Linked DNA regions of Homo sapiens: region 1 is linked to region 2. Evidence: chromatin contacts called from ENCODE Hi-C or POLR2A ChIA-PET data. All regions are on one chromosome and are shown on one strand. Each heading gives the region's core, a stretch centred on a gene start or an enhancer-like site at or near the end of the contact. The rest is flanking DNA. Distances are from core to core; before and after follow the strand shown.

Evidence for each region. A loop is a pair of places that touch in the nucleus more often than their neighbours do. ChIA-PET counts read pairs that join two places held with the same protein, here RNA polymerase II (POLR2A).
Region 1: a loop to region 2 is called in a map with no recorded cell type, with 11 times the contacts of the local background. The contact joins two enhancer-like sites. A Hi-C loop is called at or near these places in 1 of 37 single-sample maps with no recorded cell type. POLR2A ChIA-PET finds 5 or more read pairs at or near these places in 2 of 52 experiments (OCI-LY7 and activated CD4-positive, alpha-beta T cell).

What each region holds. Positions count from the first base shown.
Region 1 is chr20:53,155,835-53,160,775 of GRCh38, reverse strand. The region is part of intron 1 of TSHZ2 (teashirt zinc finger homeobox 2); the gene reads right to left. Among named protein-coding and RNA genes, the nearest start is that of TSHZ2, 190 kb to the right of the region's middle. RefSeq lists a silencer at 3,237-3,356. Within about 2 kb of position 2,620, at least 2 of the 41 ENCODE cell types and tissues checked have a DNase peak (open chromatin) inside an H3K27ac peak, as active enhancers do.
Region 2 is chr20:51,530,423-51,535,410 of GRCh38, reverse strand. All of the region lies in intron 1 of NFATC2 (nuclear factor of activated T cells 2), which reads left to right. Among named protein-coding and RNA genes, the nearest start is that of NFATC2, 9.8 kb to the left of the region's middle. RefSeq lists enhancers at 1,310-2,509, 3,941-4,110, 4,151-4,200. Within about 2 kb of position 3,158, at least 24 of the 41 ENCODE cell types and tissues checked have a DNase peak (open chromatin) inside an H3K27ac peak, as active enhancers do.

The sequences.
Region 1 (4,941 bases), core at 1,371-3,870, 1.6 Mb before region 2:
AACTGAAATGTCTTTTTTTTTTTTTTTTTTGGAGACAGAGTCTTGCCCTGTCACCCAGGCTGCAGTGCAGTGGCACAATCTCAGCTCACTGCAACCTCCACCTCCCGGGTTTAAGAGATTCTCATGCCTTAGGTGTGCACCACCATGCCAAGTTAATTTTTGTATTTTTAGTAGGGACAGGGTTTTGTCATGTTGGTCAGGCTGGTCTTGAACTCCTGGTCTCAAGTGATCTGTCTACCTCAGCCTCCCAAAGTGCTGGAATTACAGGCATGAGCCACTGCCCCCGGCCCTGAAAATGTCTGTCTTATTACTGCACTTGTGCATGCTTTACTTGGCTCCAGCAATACTGTAAATGCCTGAACTGAACAACAGATGATTATGGAACACAGAGAAGAGATACTTTGCACGACTAGGGATTAGACTCGGCATAGCCATAAGGGATTTGATGTGGACTCCTGAACCCATGAAGGTGAAAGATCATCCCATAAAAAACTACCACCCCCTTTAGCCCTTTCAATGTTTTCCATTTTCTTAGGATGGAGAATAACTCTTTAACATGAAATTCTTAGCCCAGTATGGTCAGAGATACCTGCCTCCCCAATCTCCTCTCTCCCATGTGCCCCTCCTGCATTCTGTTCTTCAGACATACAGGCATCTTGCTTTGAATTTCCTAGGGCCTACTATGTGCCCTCCTACCACTGGGCCTTTTCATATGTGGACCCTCCCTTCTGGGATGATGGACTTCCCTCTCCTCTTCACCTGCTCATCATTCAGCTCCTACCTCAAACACAACGTCCTCAGGAAAGCCTCCTCCAACTTCCCTGACTAGTCAAATTTTATAATTATTTGACTAACAACTGTGTCTATCACCAGAGGTGAGCAATGTTCAGGCAAGAAAAATGTCAGATTTGCTCAGCATGGAACATGCTGTTGCTATTACAGGTACTGGCTTAGTATGGTATAGACATTAAATAAATATTTGTCAAATGAATGAAAAAAATGAATGAATAAATTTACTGTCAGAATCAACTGAAAGAATAAAGTCATAAGAGCAATTCCTATTTTGAACAATAGAAAACTTATTGACTTTGGTCACTTAAGTGTTTTCCTGTTTTTTTTTTTTAACTCCTGTTTTTTAAATCATTCATTGAAAAAACATTTATTTCTCTTTAACTGACATTTTGTTGCAGTCATGGGAAGAATAGACATTATGTGTGTTCCATGAACTATAACTTATTCTCTTTGATGTACTTCATTTTTTTTTCTATCTAGAACATGGGTTGGCAAACTTTTTCTATAAAGGGCCTGATAATAAATATTTCAGGCTTTGAGGGTCACATGGTCTCTGTAGCACCTACTCAATTCTGCCATTATAGTACAGAAGCTGCCACAGACAATACGTCAACAAATAAGAGTGGCTGTGTGCCAATAAAACTTTATTTCCAAAAACAGATGTTGGGCTGGACTTGGCCCATGAGCTGTACTTTGCTGACTCCACTATAGAGGATGAGGAAAAGACAAAAACACAGGCTCAGCCTGGCATTTAACTCTGGAAACTAGGGTGGTACATTCCCTGCCTTGCTTTATGAACTTTGGCACATCAATTGATCTCTCTGGGACTCAGTTTACTTAGGATTAAAATGAGATAATGGTCATAACAAAGCATGGTTGTGAGGGTAAGAGGCTGTCAAATAAATGAGCTGGAATTCGACAACCTTGTTTTGTACCTATCGTATTTGTTTTCATGTTTACTTTCTATCTGTCGTCAGTTCTGCTAATTTTCCCTGTATAGTTATGAAATAAAATTTCTTTTAAAAATAAATGTAATGAAGGAAAAGAGGGAGAGTCAATGTAAAGAATGTTTTAAGGTTTAAAGAAAGATTGTTGTGGCTTTTGTGTGCAAAGTGGGCAGGTGAGGCAAAGACCAGCCAGGGAGGCCATGGGAGAAACTACTACAGGAAGTCTGGGTGTGCACCCATGGTGGCCTGGAACAGGCGGTGGTGATGAAGGAGGGATTTAGCTTGTCCCTCCATGGTTGGGGAGGGGGTGGTCCTTGAGGGCCACGACATTATCACAGCTGGAGCGTTCCAGGGCCCGACACTCTGACAGGCAATGAGGCAGGGTCTTGGAAATGGATGTTGATAGAGTAAAAACAGGAGCCACTTTCTGGGGATATTGAGATCATCTCATTTAAAGGACACGCCACTTACTCTGTCCTTCTTAGTGTCCTGTTCTCCCACTGATAGGCTCAAACTTCAAAAATTAACCCACAATCCAACCATTTCTCACAACCTCCACCACTATCAGCCCACCACTATCAGCCCAGCCACAGCCACTACCGACTGCCACAGCCCTGTCCTGCCTGCCTGCTCCCAGCTCACCCCCACCACGGTCCATCCACCGGTGTGCAGTCAACCTGCTCACAGGTAAGTCAGATGATGCTTTTCTCCTGCCCCAAACCTTCTAGCCTCATCCATTACTCTTCCAGTGAAATCCAAAGTCCTTATGAAGTCCCATAGGTTCTGCACAGTCTGCCCCCTGGTGGCCTCTTCCACTTTTGCCTTCCTCATTCGGCTCCAGACATCCGGGTCTCCTTGCTGTCTCTAAAGCCCATGGTGACTTCCGGGTCTTGGCTGTTTTCTTCCACCTGGGACACTGTTCCCTCCACGGCCCCACAGCTTCCTTCCTCACTTCATTCAGATCTTGTTCAAATATCGCCTCCTCAAATGAGATCTTCCTTGACTAATCCACCCAAGGCAGCAGCAATTCACAATCCCCCACTCAAATTTCTCAGTTTCTCTCTGTATGACAGTGTTCACTACCTGAAATTCATTGGTTTGTGGCTGTGACTGCCCACCACTCTTTCCCTTTAGAGTATAACCTTCTTGAGGTCAGGAACCTTTACTACTCTTTATTGCGACCCCCAAATGCCTAGGAAACATAAAGTAGGTATTTAATGTATGTGAGTTGAATAAATAAATAAATACATGAAGAACACTCAAGGAACCATCCATTCATCTCTCCCTCTCTCTAAAAGCAGAAGTAAATCAGTTTCATTATCAAATAGAGTAAATATGTTGAGATGCATTACTATACATAACACTAGTTTCACTTGGTGTTAACCAAACAACTTTATCTAGTGCTTCCTATAGCAAAGCAGAAATTTTCATGATGAGAATACTTTCTTTAAAAATACCAATTCGGGGCGTGGCATGGTAGTGCGCACCTGTAGTCTTAGTTACTCAGAAGGCTAAAGCATGAGGATTGCTTGAGCCCAGGAGTTTCAGACTGCAGTGAGCTACAATCATGCCACTGCACTCCAGCCTGGACAACAGAGCAAGATCCTGTCTCTAAAAAAAAAAAAAAAAACCAACTCAATGTTGGAGGATAGAACAGGTTTGTTCAACAGAACATTAGTAAAATGAATTTATAGAGAGTTCCAGAAAACTGCCAAAGGAAGTAATTCTGTTCAAACCCACTGGAGACACTGATAAAAGGTAGAATCCTTAAACACAATCAGAGTGTTTTACGCCCATAAGGATCTAAGCTCTAAAAAAAATTGTTCCTAGAATTACTAAATTTCAAGCATAATTGAGAAATTAGCTTCTTTGCTCATAGAGGGTAAGATTCTAGCTGTACTGAAAATTGAGTAGAGGTAGATGTTTGGAGGAGTTTCAAAGGGCAGATACGAAAGCAGGACTTGCAGTTTTCACACATGCAGTAATAAAGCTTGCATGTGATGCCAGGAGTCACAGGTAATTAGATGGCACAAGCAGCTGAAAGGTCTAATGTTTCTCTGCTTAATAAAGCTCTGCACCTTCTTGCTTAACTTCTCTTAGGCAGATAGAAGTCGTGAGATGGTATCTGTCCCCAGAGATAGAGATGACACTCAGGTCATTTCAACAGCTCTTATTTCCCCCTACCTACAGAAACGTTATCTTATAATCTTTGACTGCCTTTAGAATATAACCTATTGGGGAAATGAAGTAGGCCAGAAAAAAAATTAAGAAAAAGTATTAATTCAGCACAGTGTAGAAATCACGACATTTGGTCTTTCATCCTGAAATGTAGGACAAACTTGAGCAATTCTTTTCTTTCTGGGCTACACAAGCCTCAGTCGTCTCTGAATCATGGGAGTTTGCCCTTCATGATGAGATCTGGGTTTTAGTCCTGACATTTGCTGGATGGGTAACCTTGGGAAAATCACTGAACTGGTTTGAGCTTCTTCTTAGGTTAAAGAGTGATAAGCTTTGCTCTGCTTGTTTCACAAGGTCATTATGAGGTTTAAGTGAGATGGTGCATACAAAAGTGCTCTCCTTCTGGAATGTGTGACTTGAATGTAAAAGGATAGGGTTCTCAGGACTGCAAACCCAAGTGCCCATGTGACCCAAGCCAATAAGATAACCAAAGAAGGCCCACTGAGTTGCCATCCTTCCAGGCAGACACCATCATTTTGTGTATATAAGTGTAGGAAGATTCTTTTCTTCCACAGAGACATATGTTTTCTTAAATTTTGCTTAAAATTCACTGACCCTCTTCAACTAGCTTTTTTGGCCCATTGCTGATAGAGATATGGGTAAAAAGAAACATTACCATGATGAAATTTAGAGTGCAAGAACAATAAAAATGGTAAAGGATACGTGGGTCTGGCTAATTAGAGACAACAGAGAATGGTGAGGACTGTGGCAAGCTGGAGAGCTTGCACACTCTCAGCTGCAGCCCCTTGTTCCCAGGAGAAAATGAGACTCTTGGGGTCAGGTTTCTAACTTCTGAAAAGAAACAGGCATTTAGAGACATATGTAAAACCTCCTTATATTTAATTAGCCAATACCTAATTAAAGTTTTAAAAAATATTAGAGAAACATCCAGGGGTGGTATTGTCTTGTAGGCTACAAGTTTGTGACCCAGACAGCCAGTGATGGAATGTTTTCTCATTAACTT
Region 2 (4,988 bases), core at 1,909-4,408:
ACTTGGATTTTAGGTTGGCTGAAAGAAAAATGGAAATCAGCCTTTCAGGCTGTGCGAGGGGATGTGGGGATCAGTAAGAGACCAAACTCGCAGAGGTGGCTGGTCGGAGAGAGGGACTGTTTGCTAAGTTGGGCAGAGGATGGAAAGAAGGGATGTTCCCCTGCTCATGTCATCTTCTGCAGGCCTTTGACAGAGTGGGTGGGTTTAGCCCTGGCGAGTCCTGTTGCAGGAGGATTATCTGAAGTCTATTTCTGGGGAACTCTTCTGACCAAATCTTTCCTTCTCCTTTTGGTGAGGAAGCCACTCTGAGGTCTGTTCTCTGTCATGCATTGAACTCTCTTCTGTTAGACGCAGACCTTGCTAAATCACGAGTTTAATCTCAAATGCTTTAAAAACGGAGGGAGTTCAGCAAGGTGATTGGATAAATTGTGGTGGATTTGACAGTGAAATAGTACACAGCAATAAAAAAGAAAGGACTACTGCACACAATGTGGGTGAAGCTCAGACATTCTGCTGAGCCAAATAAGTGAGACATATACATCCTGTATGATTTTATTTATGGGACATTCGAGAACAGTCAAACCCAGCATATGGTGAGAAAAGTCAGGGAGTGGTTCTTCCTGGGCGAGGGTGTCTGGCTTCAGGGGGGCCACAGAGAACCCTCTGGGGGACTTGAAATGTTCGAGTGTGTGTATATATATGCAAAGGCACAAGATGTATGTGAAATATTTGTGCATTTTACTTCATGTAAGTGATGCATATTTTAAAAATTAATGAAGGCCGGGCTCAGTGGCTCAGGCCTCTAATCCCAGCACTGGGAGGCCGAGGTGGGTGGATCACCTAAGGTCAGGAGTTCGAGACCAGCCTGGGCAACATGGTGAAATCCTGTCTCTACTAAAAATACAAAAATTAGCTGGGCATGGTGGCAGGCACCTGTAATTCCAGCTACTAGGGAGGCTGAGGCAGGAGAATTGCTTGAACCCTGGAGGCAGAGGTTGCAGTGAGCTGAGATTGCGCCACTGCACTGTAGCCTGTGCTACAAGAGTGAGACTCTGTCTCAAAAACAAACAAAACTGATGGAATCTGCAGATCTTGTATAGACACACGTGCATGCTACACATGTACAGCCCTTCCCCCTGTGCACTGCCCCTCCCCCTGGCCCCCGCTGCAGCCCCCACCCTGAAATTGAATGCAAGCTTTGCCCTGACTTTTTGTGGTCTTGGGAATTTCCCTGCACCCCAAGCCTCAATTTCCCCATCTCTAACACAGAGGTGTTCGGAGTAGCTATCTCCAGGGGTTTATGTAAACTGCAGAGAGAACAGGGGAGCGTACACGTGAAAGCTTGCGGCACAGTGGACATAAGCTATTAGAATGACTAAAAATAGGAATATCTCTGGAATTCTCCAAGGCAGGAGGGCCCCAGGAAATGGCTTGAAACCAGCAAGAGACAGTTCTTCCCATCCAGATTTGAAGATGGAGATGAGTCCTTATGTGTGCCACATGCCTGGGCCCTGCTGCCCCCATCTAAAAGGTGACCTTGAGGCCTGCGGGTTGCAGATTCCATACATTTCTCCACCCCTATCCAAAAGCAATACGTGTCAGCGCGTGGGTTCGTGTGTTTTTGCAAGCGGTCATGCCAGAGCCAGTCTGCAAGCCTCATTGCTTGTGGATCACCTCAGTCCTGTGTCCTGGGCGCCTGGCCTTGCGGCAGCCTGCCTGGAAGGCACCACTGAGTCCTTCTTTCAGCCCCGTCTGGGGAAGGCAGACAGCTGTCTTAGCTGGGGCAAGGTCAGCAAAGACATCGCCTTCAGGATGACTTTTTCCAGTGGTTCCATGGACGAGACAGGATGGCAAATGTCCTCCCTTTCCTTTTTGGCATTTCTGGACCTGATTTATCCAGATGGAATTTCTCGACTTTCAGGCCTGTGTCTGTATGTGTCACCTCCGAACGAAGGGTGTGACAACCTGACTCTGGTCATTAATACACATGATTCATTGATTGAGAATCTACTTACTGTTAGGTGGTGTATGTGTGTGACTGGGTGGGGCGTGGGCAGCAGTGGTCTGGGGGCTTGTCAGAAAGTTTGCTGAGTGTCAGATTTGTTATTTGGAGGCAACCCATTGCTTTTCAAAGGGGTTCTTTCTCTAGGTTGTGCACACCTGCCGGATGAAGAATCTGTCCACCTTCCTGCTCTGTTTTGGGATTCTTTGTGGCCCCTGATGGGCAGGAAGTTATGAGAGTTGTCGGGGCGAGTGGCAGGAGGCGAGGTTTGCCTCTCTGTCTGCTCCCCTTTCCTCCGGCTACAGATCTGCGGTGCCAGCTGTGGCATCCTAAGTGCTGCCTTGGCGACAGACTGTCATGTCCCAAACCCAGGCCCTGGGACTCACGCCACCTCGGCATCGGGGTGAGCTCATCAAGCCGTGGGTCGGATCAGCTTGGCCAGGGATCAGTGGAGCCCTGTGGCCCTGCTGCCCATCGGAGGGGCATCCAGCCCCCAGGCCAGGCCCTGCTTCTCTCTTCCCAGCCACTCAAGCCTGAAAGCTCCATTTGCCTCTGCCCCTCCCTGTGCCCCCCAAGGACGGCTGCCTCTCAGAGGTTCCCTAGCTGGGTTTCTATTTTGGTCATACGATTCTGCTTCCCGAAAATTCCACCCGCCTGCAGTTCTAGGCAGAGAAGATGTTCTCTTGCTGTTCCTTTTTTCAAAAGTGATCTGTTGGCTGGCGGGTTGGCGCTGAGCGAGCGGCCACCTCAGACTTGGCTGTGTGTCCGTCTGCGAGGGTGAGCAACAGGCTCACAGAGCTTCCAGGGGGAGAGGCGCTGGCGGGGACCACTGTGTGGCCTGAGTGGATTTTTAAAATAATCTTTGACTCAATCCTGGGGCAAAAGGAGAGACTGTGAACATTCCCGAAGAAAGGAATCTGTGTCTTCAGTTGTCAGGGGCAGCCCACCTCCCGAGTGAAATGATGAGGCCCCCAGAGTGATTTCTTTTCCGGGGGGGATCCTTGCTTCCCTGTGTCAGGGTCAGGGTGTCGCCATCCAGGAAATCACCTCTTTCCTGAGATGCAGGATAAAGTAGTGGTTAGGGGGGTGGAGGAGCCAGGTTGCCTGAGAATGAATCTTGGCTCTGCTACTTAGAAGCTGTGTGACCTTGGGCAAATTACTCACCCTCTCTGAGCCTCATTTTCCCCCTATATAAAATGGGGAAACGATATCAGCTGCTTCATAGGGTTCTTGTGAGACAAATATGAACATACACTAGATGCGTACAGTTCTCGATATAAAGTAAGTGGTATAGATGTGCTAGTATTTTGATTATGACAAGCGGCTCACTGACCCACTAACACTTTAGTAAGATTTAGTCGATCCACTGCCAGGTAGCCTGGGAGGAAAAGTACAAAGTGTGGAATGGAGAGGGTGTTGGAAGCACGTTTTACCTCCTCCACACATTTTCTGAAGGTCAGCAGGATCTGAGGTAAAAAGAGAATTCCTAAAGTGCTGACCAACCCATTTTATTTTTATAAAAATGTCTTCCTTTTTTTCGTAATGCTTTCGAAGGGGTTGGGGACTAGTGCGTTCAAGTTGTTGTAAAATAGACTAACTATAGCAGGGAAAGGGCAGAATTGTCACCGAAAAGATTGTTCTTTCAATAATAATCCAGTAGGCCCCATTTACTGGGTATTGATTCTGTGTGTCTTGGGCTTTGCATAGGTTAGGGAAACCGACAGGCTTGTATCATCACCAGTGTCATCACCCCGTGTCACACATGAGGACATGGAGTTTCCCCAAGTCTCACAGCCGGGGGTGGGAGTGGATCTGGAGTCCCCTAACCCCGTGCTACCCTCTGTTGACTGAGACCTGGATCTCAGCGTAGAGCTCTTGCTTGGTGGGGCAAAGAGGAGGGCTGAACTGGCCTCCCCAGCAATCTTGTCCTGTAGTTTTTGGGAGTGGCCAGAGATTTCTCCACATATTCACAGGGCCTACCTATTGGGTAAGCACCCAGGAACTTGATGAAAGGAGGGGTGATAAGAATGAGAACTTTCAGGTGTCTGCCACAGAGATGAGCGTCACCTGCCAGGGCTGAGAGTGAGAAGATGTCTCATTTCTGAATCAGTTCAGGTTGAGGGCGTGAGTCATGAGTTGATGCTTCCAGCAGTCTTTGGGCCTCTGCTGTGCGCAGGCCTCCTGTGCCATGCTGGGGCTCTAAAGCCAGGAGCCGTGGTTCTCAGCTGGGGGCGAGCCTGCCTGGCAGGAGATGTTTGGCGATGCCTGGAGACATTTTTGGTTGCCACAACGGGGAGAGGGACAGGGCAGCTGCTATTGGCATCCAGTGGGTAGGTGGCTGTGAGGATCAAGTAATTTACTACATGTAATGTGCTTATAACAATGCCTAGCATGTAAGTTCTCAATATATTTTAGCTGCTTTTTCTGCATTATAATCATCTTCATAATAATTATTGATGTAAGACTCCTATCTGCCTCTAAGAACCTCAGAGTCTAGAGGGTAGACAGACGAGTGAATCCATAGATAGACTTCAATGTGGGACTCTGTGGGACCTGGGAGTGTAGAAGAGCTGCCTGATCCAGCCTGGGGAAACAGGGAGGGCCTCCAGGAGGGGGTGGCTCAGGTCAAGTCATGATGGATAAATAGTGGCTTGTTAGGAGATGTAAGGTCGGGAGGTATGGAAGGGAGTTCTGGGTAAGGGGAACAGCATGTGCGTGACATGGAGGTACAGAGGCCCTTGAGCAGCAACCTCTGAATCCCCCATCCCTGCTTCTATCTTCTTCCTCCCTTTGGTACTGATGCTTCGTATGCAGGCCAGGTACCTCCCATGGTAGGTGAAATGGATTTTAGGTGGTCCACCAGTGAGGACGTTGTATGTGCTAAGAACTATTTTTCAGCGCTATTTTCTCTTTGAACTAGTCAGAAGGAGTGGAGTTTCAGGCCAGGCATGGTGGCTAATGCCTGTAATCCCAGCACTTTGGCAGG